Regions from separate parts of the Homo sapiens genome. Here region 1 is linked to region 2. Evidence: chromatin loops called from intact Hi-C (ENCODE). Cell type or tissue: endothelial cell of umbilical vein. All regions are shown on one strand.

The links. Hi-C counts contacts between places; a loop is a spot of excess contacts. Peaks named below come from ENCODE experiments on the same cell type or tissue, not always from the same donor. Only the 100,000 strongest peaks of a DNase experiment are listed, where the experiment ranks them.
Region 1: a loop joins it to region 2, with 5 times the contacts of the local background. A loop is called at or near these places in 13 of 110 quality-filtered maps.

Annotation. Positions count from the first base shown.
Region 1 is chr6:6,755,054-6,763,053 of GRCh38, reverse strand. All of the region lies in intron 2 of LOC101928004 (a long non-coding RNA gene), which reads left to right. It overlaps LOC105374901 (a long non-coding RNA gene), which reads left to right and starts at 3,752. Exons shown (of 2, transcript NR_187807.1): 1 at 3,752-4,099. LOC124901254 (a long non-coding RNA gene) reads right to left here and starts at 3,698. Exons shown (of 2, transcript XR_007059436.1): 1 at 3,559-3,698; 2 at 3,060-3,253. In endothelial cell of umbilical vein, a CTCF peak has its summit at 3,717 (motif pointing left); a DNase peak (open chromatin) is centred at 3,633.
Region 2 is chr6:6,806,831-6,814,830 of GRCh38, reverse strand. No RefSeq gene overlaps it. Among named protein-coding and RNA genes, the nearest start is that of LINC03055, 75 kb to the left of the region's middle. RefSeq lists enhancers at 2,424-3,365, 2,754-3,953. In endothelial cell of umbilical vein, no CTCF peak of the experiment used is centred here; DNase peaks (open chromatin) are centred at 3,260 and 3,380; H3K4me3 peaks cover 935 bases; H3K27ac peaks cover 1,707 bases; H3K27me3 peaks cover 101 bases.

The DNA.
Region 1 (8,000 bases), 52 kb after region 2:
ACATAAGTTTTGAGAGGTGACAGCGTGCTGGCAGTCCTCACAGCCCTCGCTCCCTCTCGGCGCCTCCTCTGCCTGGGCTCCCACTTTGGCAGCACTTAAGGAGCCCGTCAGCCCACCGCTGCACTTTGGGAGCCCCTTTCTGGGCTGGCCAAGGCTGGAGCTGGCTCCCTCAGCTTGCAGGGAGGTGTGGAGGGAGAGGCGCGAGCGGGAACCGGGGCTGCGCGCGGCGTTTGAGAGCCAGCTAGAGTTCCGGGTGGGCGTGGGTTTGGCGGGCCCCGCACTTGGAGCAGCCGGCCAGCGCTGCCGCCCCCGACAGTGAGGAGCTTAGCACCTGGGCCAGCGGCTGCGGTGGGTGTGCTGGGTCCCCAAGCAGTGCCGGCCCACCAGCGCTGCCCTTGATTTCTCGCTGGGCCTTAGCTGCCTTCCCACGGGGCAGGGCTCGGGACTGCAGCCCGCCATGCCTGAGCCTTCCCCCGCCTCCATAGGCTCCTGTGCAGCCCCCGCCTCCCCCAACGAGTGCCACCCCCTGCTCCACGGCGCCCAGTCCCATCAACCACCCAAGAGCTGAGAAGTGTGGGCACACGCCAGGGAACTGACAGGCAGCTCCACCTGCAGCCCCAGTGCGAGATCCACTGGGTAAAGCCAGCTGGGCTCCTGAGTCTAGTGGGAACTTGGAGAACCTTTACGTCTAGCTAAGGGATTGTAAATCACCAATCAGCACTCTGTCTCTAGCTCAAGGTTTGTAAACACACCAATCAGCACCCTGTGTCTAGCTCAGGGTTTGTGAATGCACCAATCAACACTCTGTATCTAGCTACTCTGGTGGGGACTTGGAGAACCTTTGTGTCCACACTCTGTATCTAGTTAATCTAGTGGGGATGTGGAGAACCTTTGCGTCTAGCTTAGGGATTGTAAACGCACCAATCAGCACTCTGTCAAAACAGACCACTCGGCTCTCTGTAAAATGGACCAATCAGCAGGATGTGGGTGGGGCCAGATAAGAGAATAAAAGCAGGCTGCCCCCAGCTGGTTAGTGGGAACGTGTATCGGGTCGTCTCGCGCTTTGTGGGAGTTTTGTTGTTTTGCTATGTGGGACTATATTGCCTTTGTGAGCTATGACACTCCCTGCGAAGGTTTGTAGCTTTACTTTCGAAGCTAATATAAGCTGTTGAGCCTTGGTGGGAGGAAAAAGCTCCAAACGCACCACTTTAAGAGCTGTAATAGTTACCGCGAAGGTCCGTAACTTCATTGCTGAGGTATCAAGACCACTAAACCCACCTAGAAGAAAAACTCGGAACACACCCAAACGTAATAATGAAACAAAACTCCGGATACGCCACTTTTAAGAACTGTTACTACCGCGAGGGTCTGAGGCTTCCTTTTTGAAGTCAGACTAAGAACCCACCAATTCCAGACAGTTTTATGTTTAACTCAATATGGTTGTTTTTTTCGTGTTTAACTGTATACACAAATGTTTTAATTGCATGATACGTGCTCTGGTTTCCTTTGGTTTACTTCCCTGTGATCTGTCACTTAGGTAATTACTAATTTTTCACAGTTGTGGGCGACATGCTGATTTTTGTGCAAGGGTGCGTGTGTTCTGTCTGTACTACTGGAAACTGGAGTTCCATGACACCGCAGCATACTTCTAGGGTCTTGCACACCTGGTCTGGCTTCAGTAAGGGAATAAACCAAGTCTAGAGTGCAATTAGCGTTTGAATTAGTGACATGAGGATAAACAGGTGATTATCCCATCTAATAGCTGTTGAATGGTGTTAGAGATACTATCAGACCGCTTGAGCTTCAAACGTAGGGGTTTATTGACGATTAAGAAAGGACTATGGGACTATTGGTTTAAATAAATGAAAATAGGGTTTCCAAAATGAAGTTATTTCTAAGTGCTTTAAACCAACTGATTCCAACTTCTAAAGTTGCTTAAAAGGTGAAGAGCAGAAATCACATTTGTACTTCCTTTTGTCTGAAGCGCTCACAGTGTTAAGTATAGACATTCTTACACACTTTCGGTTAGGTGAAGAACACATAAAATTCAGTAACTGCATTTTGCCCACGGGGAGACCAAGTCAGAACTCTCTACAGACTTCCACAGAGGTCACAATCAGACACTGAAGAGACAAAATTAGAACTCAGTGTTCTGGGCTTTAGAAGGATCAGCTTCTAAAACCAACACTTTTTCTCTCTGAAATCTATATTGAGATTTTTAGAGTTAGCAACAGGTGAGAACATTTTTATTGATGTTTGGCTTCACAGTTTTAATTACCTGTTTTGGATTAGAGCTTGTGGGAGTCTGCAGTCTGAGTTGGTGGGGACCTGATGGAATATATTACAGCTGCTATTTTCATAAAAGTTTATGCTTAACTTTTTTTGCCTTAAGTTTTGGGTTCGTGGATTTAGGGTCAACACAGGATTACAACGGTCTAGGTTTTCCAGAATTGCCACAAAATTCAGTAAAACTTTCACTGAGCCACCCTTCTTGGTGAAGAAGTAAAACCTTAGCAAAAGAAATGCTGGGAAGAGTGTGACTTTGATAAATGCAAATATGACTTTCTTCCATGTACGTGTGTAGCACTGAAACAAATTTGGTCTATTCCTTTAAACATATACAGTACAAATGTTTTTCCTTTCAAACAAATAGAAATCATTACCCTTTACTGATTTTAGATAATTCACAAAATGAGTTCTGTTTACCAATCAAGTAACTCATGCTGGTGTTTATATCTGAGGGAAAATTAGTGAACTCACATGTCTGGCTAGCCTGGCCTCTGATTTGCATATATGTAAATCAGTCCCTTTCATTTTTTTCATGATCAGCCTGCTAGTCCAAGGGTTAGATCATCCTGAACAGTAAGCTGGCACTTTATTTGCTTGTAAGAGAGAACTTATACATCTGCTATACAATCTGCTATACGTTTTTGGAGGCGATGATGAGCAGTGAGGAGGAGGGCAAGGACTGGCTTATGGTGGATTACACAGACTTACTGTATATATGGCCCAGATGCTACGTGGAAGACTTACACAAAAATTCCTTGTTTTTGTGAAGGTTAGACTTAACTAGGCATCTGTATTTTTTGTTTGCTAAATCAAGTTAGCTAAGCAGGTTAGTGCTGGCCACTCTTTACTGGCCAGGCGTCCTGGGGGGGTCTTCCCAGCAAGCTCTACAGAAGCAGCGCGGCTCTTCTCTCGTGGGTGTGGATCTTGAGATGGGCGCGCTGCTCTGATGCGGTGCTGCGTCTCCCTTCAGGAAGAAGATGGGAATCGTACCAGTTCACAGAGATCTTCCTGGTCCTCAGTTAATACAGAATATTAATGAAACTTATCACTTTAAATGAACCCAGGTAGCCGCCCTTGTCATCTTAACTACCAACGAATGTCTTCAGGCCGTTAAGACAGGGCAAAGGGGTGAGAGGATCGGGTGGGGCGAGAGGAAAGCCTGGCCCGTGCGGGGGTCAGACCTTCATTCTGCCGTCAGCTGTGCTGGAGACTCTCAGCAAGGGAGAGACGTGGCGTCTCTGAGTGGTTTTTGCCCTAAAGGATGCTTACGGTCATAGGAAGCTTTTCCATGTGTTTCCTTCATGGGTGTCTACGGCTTTTGTTTTCAGCTGCGCTTTGCACAGGGGCTGGAAGGCTAACTCCCCAAAAGGGAACTTCCTCTCCTTCTAGAAACTGACCCCTGGTGGTTGCTATAGCAACTGCAAAGCGAGAATAATGAGCTGTGTAAACAAGCCCCATTCCCAGTACTGGGGCGTTGCTAGCCCTCCTTAGAGAGGGCGAGGGAGAGGAGGATGCTGTGCCTGGAAAGCGGCTCTTGAGGAGAGCTGGAATCTCGGCAAAGCGTCCACTCCCTCCCCTCCCCTTTCCTCTCACCTCTAGTGTTCCCACCAGCCCCGGGGAGGAGACAAAGGACGTGGGAGGGCAGCAGCATGCAGGGGGCCTGCCTTTGACGCCCAGGAGTTGAACACCAGACAGAAAATGAAATCTAAACATTTACCCAGAGCCCTGGGCTAGAAATGGGCCAACCTGACCCTGGAAAACAAACAACCCGCGTCACCGCCACACCTGCTGCAGGCCCCAGATGCCACAGGTACTAGAGGAATGGGCTGCAAGGCCCTCAGCTACTCCCTGCTTTAGCAATTCAGGCAGAACTGCCTGAAGATTTCTGAGACCTCTGCTGCTTGCATCCATATTCGTTTTCTTTTTCTTTTTTTTTGGAAAGAAGGAAGATTGGAGAAAAGAACATAGTACCTAAGCGTTCTGTGATTATGAAGCTAAACACACACAGACACACACTGTTTTCCTCTCTGGGAACTTGGCTGCTGCTTGCAGGAAACTTTCTGCCCATAATAGCGAAGGTTCTAGTATTATTTTCAGTTTTCTTTGGTTAACTCTCTCCCACCCTCACTCAGGTCTCTTTATTTTTTAGAAACAGGGTCTCACTCTGTCACACAGGCTGGAGTGCAGTGGTGCAATCACAGCTCACTGCAGCCTCAACCTCCCTGAGCTCAGGTGATTCTCCCACCTCAGCCTCCCTATTAGCTGCGACTACAGGCGCATACCACACCACACCTGGCTAATTTTTGTATTTTTTGTACAGATGAGGTTTTGCTCTGTTGCCCAGGCTGGTCTCAAACTCCTGCACAAGCAATCTGCCTGCCCTGGCCTTCCAAAAGTCCTAAGATTTCAGGTGTGACTCACCGCGCCCAGCCTCAGGTTGCCTTAAAGAAAAGTTTCTGTATATTAAATATAAACTATATGATGCACAACTTCCCTGTAAGCCTCCTAAAAAGATGATCCAAGTAAATTGGTGGGATGGATGGAAATCCCATATTGTTTCAGTCTTCAACAGTGCTGGTACAGGTTCTCATTTCTTTCCATGAATATCAGTGTTAGTCAGTGTGATAGGAAATCTAGTATAATGAACTACTCTTATAAAATCATTTTTATTTCACTTGTAACTTTTTAGAATGTTCATACATCTATTATTTCAATAGGTTCTTACAAAAATCCCCCAAATCTTGTAGGGCAAATTATATCTTTAATTCTTCAGATGAGGACACTGACATTAGGGAGATTAGATGATTCTATTATAGGGAAATTCGATGGTTCTTTTACAGAGAAATTAGATGATTCTACTACAGGGTCAAAAATTTAGGGTATAAAAGGATTTATCAAGGCATGAGTTACTATTATTTCCAAGATATCAAGTCCCCTGTATTTATATGAATCTAGATAGCAAAGAACATTTTTTTCTTTTCTTTCTTTTTTTTTTTTTTGAGACAGAGTCTCACTCTGTCACCCAGGCAGGAGTGCAGTGGCACGATCTTGGCTCACTGCAACCTCCGCCTCCCAGGTTCAAGTGATTCTCCTGTCTCAGCCTCCCGAGTAGGTGGGATTACAGGAGCCCACCTCCTCACCTGGCTAATTTTTTGTATTTTTAGTAGAGACAGGGTTTCATCATGTTACCCAGGCTGGTCTCGAACTTCTGACCTCAGGTCATCCTCCTGCCTTGGCATCCCAAAGTGCTGGGAATACAGGCGTGAGCCACTGCGCCTGGCCAGCAAATAACATTTCTATAAGCTATATTTTACACATAAACTATAAAGCCTATGTTTACAGAGCATTTTCCTTCAATACATTCAAATATATTCTACCTCGTATTACTCTTTCATTATCTTTTCATATAGGTGACCAGATCATAGTGTTGCCTGGTTTCCACTTTGTTATCTGACATTAAAATATTGTCCTCATTTTCCTTTCAAGCCACATTAACAGCTATTGCAAAGGCTGGTCTGCTGCAAATGTATTCCTCTTAGAAAGAAAAAGTGACAGCCAGGCGTGGTGGCTCATACCTGTAATCCCAGCACTTCAAGAGGCCAAGGCCGGGGGATCACTTGAGGTCAGGAGTTCGAGATCAGCCTGGCCAACATGGTGAAACCCCGTCTCTACTAAAAATACAAAAAATTAGCCAGGTGTGGTGGCGCGCCTGTAGTCCAGCTACTTAGGAGGCTGAGGCAGGAGAATCCCTCCAGCCTGGGAGGCAGAGGTTGCAGTGAGCAGAGACCATGCCATTGTACTTCAGCCTGGGCTATAAGAACAAAACTCTGTCTCAAAAAAAAAAAAAAAAAAAGAAAAAAGAAAGAAAAAGTGACAGACATCATGATAGTTCTTGCTTTTTCCACAAAATTTCTTCTTTTTCTTCTTTCTACCTTTGAAATTAAGTTCTAGGTCACAGCATTTGTGGGTTTTCTGTAAGTGCCAAGCTCAATCCTGATGGTGGGTCATGCCTTTGCGAGATTTTAAATAAGATAAAAGGAAGGAAATCTGGGCTGGTGATGCTGTTTCCTCAGAGGAAATAAGAAAACGTATGAAAAGTAACTTTGGAGCCTACCCCATTCTTATAACTGTTCAATGGTGGAAAATGATGACAGCTTTCTTCTACTAAATGTAGCATGAGATTCCCAGGAATCCGTTAGGAGCAGCCTCTGTTAGGAGCAGCCTCTGTGGGTGGGATGGCTTGTAGAATCAAGAAATGCATTTATCTTAGCAGAACAAACTTGCAGTCTCCACCCCAAGACCAAGGGACTAAATTTTTTTTTTTTTTTTTTAGATGGAGTTTCGCTCTTGTCGCCCAGGCTGGAGTGCAGTGGTATGATCTTGGCTCATTGCAACTTCTGCCTCCCAGATCAAGTGATTTTCCCACCTCAGCCTCCCAAGTAGCTGGGATTACAGGTGCCCACCCAACACACCCGGCTAGTTCTTGTATTTTTAGTAGAGATGGGGTTTCATCATGTTGGCCAGGCTAGTCTCGAACTCCTGGCCTCAGGTGCTCCGCCCGCCTCGGCCTCCCAAAGGGCTGAGATTACAGGCGTGAGCCACTGTGCCCAGCCTGAGGGACTTGATTCTGATGGTATCTCGTCCCTCCCTTGGAACCTCAGAAGGTGCAAACTTTTATCAGCCTAATTTATATGCATGGATGCCTCTTCCCCCAGGTACAGGACAGTGGTGAGCTCTGAAGCCAAGACACCCCCCAGTCAGAAGAGCCAGTCCACTCTACAGAGATGAGGGATCCCCTGAACCTTTGGGTCTTCCACGTTGTATGGGGGAATGATTCCTTTCTTCTCCTTTGACATGAAAGCAGTAGGTTAAGTCCTTAGAGCAGAGAGAGAAAGAGACCATAAAATATTATTCCTGGAAAGAAACTCAGAGATAATTAATTGGAACTGCATTTGCCACATTCTAAATAACAGGATTCCTTCCATTGCTAAAACAGTCCGTATGGTAGGAGCTGTACCTTTATTTGCTCTAGACTAGAGCTGTCTAGTAGAAATACATTGTGAGCCATACATGTAACTTTAAATTTTCTAGTAGCCACATTAAAAAAAAAAAGTAAAAGGAAACAGGTGGTTTTCCATACAAGATATACAAATAGTCACTATGCACATGAAAAGACGCTCGATCCATCACTAATCATTAAGAAAATGCAAATAAATACCGTAATGAGATACTGCTTCATACCCATGGTTTCTCTGAATGGTTTCTATGAAAAACTTAAAAATAAATAACAGAAAGTAGTGTTGCTGAGGATGTGGAGAAATTGGAACCCTTGTGCACTGTCGATGGGAATGTAACATGGTGCAGCTGCTTTTGGTATATACCCAAAAGAAATGAAAGCTAGGGCTGCGCGCGGTGGCTCATGCCTGTAATCCCAGCACTTTGGGAGGCTGAGGCGGGCAGATCACAAGGCCAAGAGTTCAAGACCAGCCAGCCAACATGGTGAAATCCAGTTTTTACTAAAAATACAAAAATTAGCCAGACATGGTGACAGGCGCCTGTAATCCCAGCTACTTGTGAGGCTGAGGCAGGAGAATCGTTTGAACCTGGGAGGCAGAGGTTGCGGTGAGCCGAGATGTCACCACTGCACTCCAGCCTGGGCAACAGAGCGAGACTCCGTCTCAAAAATAAAAAAATAAAAAATAAAATAAAAG
Region 2 (8,000 bases):
TCATGATCCAGGCTCTATGGAGGATGGGAGGAATCCCATTTTCATGCTTAGTTTTACAGCTGAGCTGAGGTCTCTCCCGGGAAAACCAACAAACATGGTCTATTTTGTTATTTTAAAACAGTTTTCCACAGTTAGAGTGCTGGTTTTATCTGTGGAGGCTCAACACAACTTTATGACTCTTACACTGGACAACATTTTGCTACAGATAAGATATAGTTTTGAGATAGGATGATGGCAGGTAGGACCCTTTAGTATTTGTTTTGTTAAATAATGACTTGAGCTCAATTTGTGAATTGAACTTAGGTCCTTTCTTTTCTTCTTCTTTTTTTTTTAAACCATGTTTGTGGTTGCAGCTATCGTTGTTATTTTCATGATCATTTCTGCCACTGACTTCCTCTCTGACAGGAGTTATATCAATTTGTTTCTATTTTACTTTGTTGTACCTTGGTCTCTCCAGAGGAAAATGGGAACTTGAGAGTATTTATGAAGAAAATGCCTGTCAAATTGGGAATACTCTCGGAGTGGAAAATGGAGGCATTATGAAATAACTTTATTTTCCTCTGTGATCAACGTGTAGTGAACGCTCAATGAGATATGACTAGAATTTAAGAATGAAGACTCCACTAGAGCAAGGGTCTCTCCTATCTTCTTATCTATCGTATCTCTGGCACTGGGACAGGAACTGATAGTGAAGGTGCTCAGTGTTTGTTGAATGCATAAATGACCAATGGAAAGAAGGAAGAAAAAAGAAGGAAGGAAGGAAGGAATGAAGGAAGAAAGGAAGGACCAGAGAGAGGAACAAGACCCTCTGCTGAGCCAGCAGGTAACTGAATGTCACCTTTCTTCTTTTCTTGTCATGGAAGCCAGGAGATGTGTAGAACATTTTTCTTCTCAATTCTCTCCAAATACATATATTTTTTTAATATTACAAATTTTCTTAGATATTTCTTTCCTCCCCTCTTACGTAGGTGAGTGAATCATCTCACCGATCAGGGCTTTTGGAGCTGATGAGTACAACAAGCAATGTTTCACTACCTTCTAAAAGCATGCACATTTCTCTTTTTAAAATTCTTTATATCTTAGTAAATCAGTGTCCTTTAGTAAGAGGGTAAGCCCACATTTGGCCTGTGTGCTAGCTAGTGAGGTCTGCATGCTACTAATATTTAAATTGTTTCATCCTTTCAAAATAGTCTACGCAAACCCAAGTGACCCTAAGGCTAAGGCATTTTTCTTCTCTCATTATAGAGGAGTTCCTTTTACTCCTGAACCTTCTCCCACCTCCCACTGTTCCTTCCCCAAAGGGGCGGTGGTAGGTAGGGCCAAGCGAGTGTGCTCAGAAGAAAGAACACTCGGGGCCGGGCGCAGTGGCTCACGCCTGTGATCCCAGCACTTTGGGAAGCCGAGGCAGGCAGATCACCTGAGGTCAGGAGTTCAAGACCAGCCTGACCAACATGGTGAAACCCCGTCTCTACTAAAAATACAAAAATTAGCTGGGCGTGGCCAGGTGCAGTGGCTCACACCTGTAATCCCAGCACTTTGGGAGGCCGAGGCGGGTGGATCACTAGGTCAGATCAAGACCATCCTGGCCAACATGGTGAAACCCCCTCTCTACTAAAAATACAAAACAAATTAGCTGGGCGTGGTGGCGCATGCCTGTAGTCTCAGCTACTCGGGAGGCTGAGGCAAGAGAATGGCGGAGCTTGCAGTGGGCCGAGATCGTGCCACTGCACTCCAGCCTGGGTGACAGAGCGAGACTCTGTCTCAAAACATAAATAAATAAATAAATAAATAAATAAATAAATAAATAAATAAAATAAAAAATAATAATTAAAAAAAATTTCAAATCCACTGGACTATGAGTCAGGAGTCTGGGTTCTGGACTTGACTGAACTAACTGAGGTTTGCACAAATTCTGTGAATTTTACTTTCTGCATCTGTCACACTGAGGAGGTGGACTACACATTTATCTTCAACATCGAGTTCTTTCATGTTTGCTGAGCACTGTTTTAAATACTTACTGTATAATAATTGTATGCAGTAGGTACAATTGCAACTCCCATTTTATGGAATGAGAAACAGGCTCAGAGAAGCTCAACCCTCATTTAGACCTGGATTGAAGTTGGTCGGCCTGGCGTCAAAGCCCATATGTGTAATGCCCTTTGATGTTTCCCTTGACTTATTGATTTCTTAGAGCAGGTGAACCCACAGGCTTGGGATCCACCTCTCCCTCAGAGCTCTGCCTTTAAGATGCAAAAACAGCACAGTGGTTCAGGTCTATAGTCCCAGCTACCTGGGAGGCTGAGGCAGGAAGATTGCTTGACCAAGAGTTTGAGACCAGCCTGGGAAGTGTATTGAGACTCTACCTCTAAGAATAATTTTTCTAAAATAAGAGAAAGAAAAAAGAGAAAAGATGCAAAAACAATTAAAACCTTTCTCAAGTAATTTTGAGCCTTGTTTTCTGGATTTACTTGATTAAGCCAGTGCCGGAAGCCTCATTATGGGATGGATATTCTTGCTTGTCATCTGGTCTAGCTGTCGAGTTTATGTCAATTAGCTAGAAAAGTCCTCAAACACATATTGACATAGAAAAGCACCACTCTGCCTTTTGTATGTTGTGTTTTTTTCTTTGACTTCTGAGACGAATAAATACAAATGAGCGTGTTAGAGAAACACTAGCAAAGACTTAGCATTGATTTTATAAACTACCAACTCACAAACAGTTCAGCTGTGGTCCTGGCTGCTGCTGATAAAGAGACAATCAGTTGGACAAATAAAATGTGGACATTTGAAAAAACAAACATGCCAGACAACCATTTAGTGATGAAGTATTGTGAAGGAAGAAGCCGTTTCCTTTGAAGCCGAGTGCCCAATTTTGCTTTCCGGGGTGCACGTGAAGCTTCTGTTAATGACAGCTTTGTGTGTGCATCTGAGGGTGGATTTCTGCCTCAAAAAGAGAAATGACGAAGGTGATGAGGGCGTGCCTTGGACAACAACTGAACTATTGTCCTGGCCACCCCCTACCTCCTTCCTTCGTTACTGGATCCCTGGGCTTACCCAGTCACTGTGATAAGGCAGCAAGCACAGAGATTTTCCCTGGAGGCTGGAAGTATTGCCTCTTTCCCCTCCTCCTCCTCCTCCTCCTCTTTCGCAATTGCAGCAACTGCTCCCACTGAGACCCCATCCCATCCTGTGCCACCTGGGATTCTCCTATTTCAAAAGAAACCCTTGCTGGAACAAAGCCTTGAGAGGAAATGAGTACAGAGAGAGCGAGTCATTTCCAGGGAGGAGCCCTGTAAGAACAGACGTCAGACTATGACCTCACCTGTCCCTCTACCTGCAAAGGACCTATTGACATCAATTGCATCCTAGACCTTGGCCCGGCTTCCAAATCACCAGGAGCCTCTTCCTTGTTTTCCTAATAGCTCCAGATAACTTTTGTAGGGAGTACTTTTGCTTTCTGTTTTCAAACCACCGTCATTTCCTTATACTCTCTACTTTTCTTTAGCAGGAAAAGACCCGAGATCACAATGACGTGATTTATATTGATCCCTAGTTAGTCATCAGGAATGTCTGAGTGAAGAATGGAAAACAAAGGGATGCTTGAGTTTACAATGCCCGAGTGTCCCTCGTGGAGGGAGTGCTGCCTCTGGATCCAGGATCAGCAGCTGTGGAAACATCTCCCTTTTGCAGAGGGTGGGTGCTGCCCGAAGTGAGACCCCAAATTTCATTCAGAGGATTTCTTTTCATTTGCTCCCTTTGGGCTGTGATTGTGTCAGGCTTCCAGCATTTTCTGCACCCAGGATCAAGTCGAGTTGGAGGAGCTTATTCTGACTTAGTCTATGTGAACACTTTGGCTTTCCCAGGTACAAATCAGCTCACAGCCTGCAGAACAGAAACTGACAGCGCGTCAGAGACCTGCATGACAGTCCTGGCTTCCACTCTGGCCTCTCAGTTTCCTCATATGTTCAGTGAGTTCATCATCCTTCTCACACAATAAAGATGAAGACCAACACCACCTGACATTCGTTGAGTATTTACTAGGGGCCAGGTGTTCTACTAAGTGTTTCCAATTCATATTCTCATTGAACCTCCACAACTACTCGATGAAGAAGGCATAATCTCTGTCCCCATTTTATAGATGAAGAAAGTGAAGTCTAGACATAACTTACCTGCCCAATGTCACACAGCTGGGAGTTTGCCAAATTAAGATCCAAATCATGATTTTTTTTAAATTCGTTGCAATAATCTCACTATACTATCTCTTGGAATCAGTAAAGCTCTATTTATGTATCTAAAATTTTTGGAGGAAGATATACTTTTCACTTCCCAGAAGCCTTGAGATCCGCTGCCCACCCCCCCGACCTGCCCCCACCCCTGGCACTTCTGGTGCTGGTGGGAGAGAGAGGTGGTAGGCAAGAACCCTGTGCTAGGAGCAGGCAGCCTGGCCCCAGGTCCCCTCCTTATCAGGAATCTCTGCACACCTCAGCCTGGAAAGAGATGACCTGGTTGGTGATCTACCGTTAAGACCCTGAGATCAACCAAGAGAGGTGCACCTGCCCAAGCAGGACCCTGCCCTTCCTTCCCTATGAGGCCCCTCCCATCCTCCAGTCCTTGTACCTGCCACTTCTTCTGCCACAGGGCTCTCCCTGCTCTCTGACCACCTTAAACCTCTCCTGACCTCACCTAGGACCACGTGTGGATGGTCTATTTTCTAGTCCCTACCATCAGCACGGGGAGACTCAGGGTCCTCTTATGGTGCTTCCTTGCCAACATGTGTTGTGTGTGTTTGTGTGGGATGTAATTTATGCACCGCACAATTGGTCAATTTAAAGTCCAGGCTGGGTGCGGTGGCTCATGCCTGTAATCCCAGCACTTTGGGAGGCTGATGTGGGTGGATCACTTGAGGTCAGGGGTTCAAGACCAGCCTAGCCAACCAACATGGTGAAACCCTGTCTCTAATAAAAATAAAAAACTTAGCCAGGCATGGTGGTAGTCACCTGTAATTCTAGCTACTCAGGAGGCTGAGGCAGGAGAATCACTTGAACTTGGGAAACGGAAGTTGCAGTGAGCCCAGATGGCACCACTGCACTCCAGCCTGGGCAACAGAGTGAGACTCAGTCTCAATAAATATTTAAATAAATAAATAAAGTCTATAAGCCAATGATTTCTAATGCATTCACAGATATGCGCAACCATCACCACAGTCAGCTGTAGAATATCAGAAGCCCTTTTAGCTACCCCTCTCCTACTGCCTCGCCCCTCCCCCCACCAGCCATAAGCAACCACTAATCTACTTTGTCTCTCTCTGAGTGTGTGTTTTAATTTACCAAGCAGATGAAGGAGGAGTTAAATGAAAACTTCTTCTCTTGCAGTGAAAATTATGATCATTTCTATGTGCTCATGAACTTCCAAAAGCATAAAAATCTTTCCCCAAAGAGCTGACACAACGAGATGGGGCAGGCGCCCATTTGTGAACATTGTGAGGTAAGTGGTCGCTGTTCATTAGAGAAAACTAAAGCTCCTACTTTCTTCCCCCTTCACTGTGCCTGGAGGACTCCAAGAGACACCTCTTTCCCCAAACTACCTACCCCATTAGTAAAGTGAATGACTGTTGAAATAGCCAATTATAATACAGACACAGGGACCTTCAGACAGAGGTGGAGGAGGTCCAAATCCTGCAATCGCAATTTGTGCTTTTTAAATTGTGCAATCACAAAGCTGGAAGGACTTTAGAGTTCACTCGGCTCCTGTTTAGTATCCATTTTACAGATCTGCGATCTAAGGTTCCAGAGAGGTTATGACAGGACCAGCAACCAGGTGTCCATAAATCCTGAGCTATTCTGCCCCACTTCCCATCATTCAGCAGGCAGAACAAAACACATTTAGTTAAAGTAAAGCAGGTCAAACGGGGCTGGAAGAGTTTCAAGGGAATCTGTAGAAGATGCAACCTGCACATGAAAGAAAGACACTGGACTCTAGTGATTAGAAAATATCTTGCAAGCTATGGTGGAGCTCACCTGTAGTCTCAGCTACTTGGGAAGCTGAGGCAGGAGGATGGTTTGAGCCCGGGAGTCCAAGGCTGCAGTGAGCCATGATCACGCCACTGCACTCCAGTCTGGGTGTCAGAGTAAGACCCTGTCTCTTAAAAAAGAAAAACAAACACACACACACAACAGAAAGAAAGAAAAAAAAGTTTCAGAGTCCCTCCCCAGGAAGCACTTACCAGTTAGTTACAAAGAAAAAGTGACCATGGACTTTATGGTGGACTTTGTCTAGCTGGTCACCTGGCCAGGTGGGACACGGAGGCTTATTTGTGCCCCAGTGGTGGCAGTTGTCAGCACTTTGACTTTCACAATCTATTTTAAAACATTAAAAGGAGAAAACAGCCTGGGTTCGGCCCTCATGAGAAATGAAGCAGAGTGTTTGTTGAGTGACTATTGCACCCTCAGCACAATCCCCGTGGAAAGAGCAGGATGGCGATCAAAGAAAATGTGGTGTGATGCCTGCTCTGTGCAGTTTACAGTGAAGCTGGAGAAAGACGCAGCACATTGGAACGATTAATTACATAATTAAGTTTTAGGGATTCCATTACTAGCTTGAAATAGTAAAATTACGTGTCCAAAAGGGAGCTAAGTGGCTTGAAGTTGCATAGGGGATGGGTTGGACTTGGAGTAACTTTGAAGGGCTGCAAAGATAAAGGGTGGCAGGAGGGACCCTGAGAATGGGAAGGTTGCACCCAGGGGCTGAGCAGGAGGAGAAGAACCCCCTGCAAGGTCTGGACAAGGGCAATATATTAGCTTTAAATAGAACTGCAGTGCCTGAAGAGTTCACAAAGATTACAAACTCAAAAGATCCGTGAGTCTCCTTTGCCTAAGCGAAGAGCTCATAGCTTCCAGTGAGAATTCCATGTCCTTTCTGAAGTGTTTAATTCTCCTGGGTTTGGGCAGGAAACATAGCCGTGATCTTGCCATGTTTCCACAAATAAGGGGGAGCCTTGTGTTGGGGCAAATTCTCTCTTTCCATTCTGAGATACATCCAAAGTCACTGTAAAGGGAATCGGCCCACCATTCCCTCAAGAACTGTGGCTTCCAGAGAGGCTCAGGGATTTTAAGGAGGAATGGATTTATTTCTCCCCAATTTGCTCAATGTAGTGTTTACCAGCTCTCTGCACCCAGGGGCAGAACGCCTAGGAGCTGATGGAATTCAGTGGAGGGGTTTCTTCCTAGAGCTGGAGGGAGAACAAGTAGGCAAATCACCTTTGTTGGGACACTTGTCTCTTCCTACGTATGAAACGATAAATGACTTACATGTTAGAGAAAAGCTTTCCTTTAAAAACAAAAACCAATTTTTCTTAGCAAGAATGTCTAGTCTGTGTCAGGGCTGTGGAAAAGTTCCATTTGATAACAGAAACTTGGAAGCCACTCTTTTGAGTACAGGCCTGTGAGCTCTGAAACAAAAGCACATCCCTTGGCTTTAATCTTGAAGGCTTTTCAACATCCTTGCTGCGAATGTTTCAACCAACACAGGCACGCCCTTCCTGAGGATCTCAGGGCTGTCGGAATTTGAGAAGATCTTTGATATTTTAATAAAACTGGCTTAGATTTGTCCCCTTTAAAAACAAATGAAAATGAGCTACAATCCCAGAACGGGACCTATGTAGTGCATGTATAGTCATGGCAGGAGGGGCTGGGTTATGGTGCATAAGCAAACATCCCCCGCCCCTGTTTACTTCTCTTTCTCATCATATGTCCATTATGCCTGGGGCAATGCCCTTCTTCACATCAGCCTCATTTCAGGAACCAGTGGCCGAGCAGGCACCATCCTTAGTTCGAATGGTCCCCAGGATAGAGGAAGATATGCTGGGTGAGTCATCGCCGCTTTCTGGAGCTTCCGCCTAGGCGCAACACTCCCGTGTGCATTGCCTTGGCCACTTCTAACTTCAAGACAGCAGAAAAGGCAATTCCACTGTGTGCCTGGGAGGAGAACTGAAAAGCTGGTGA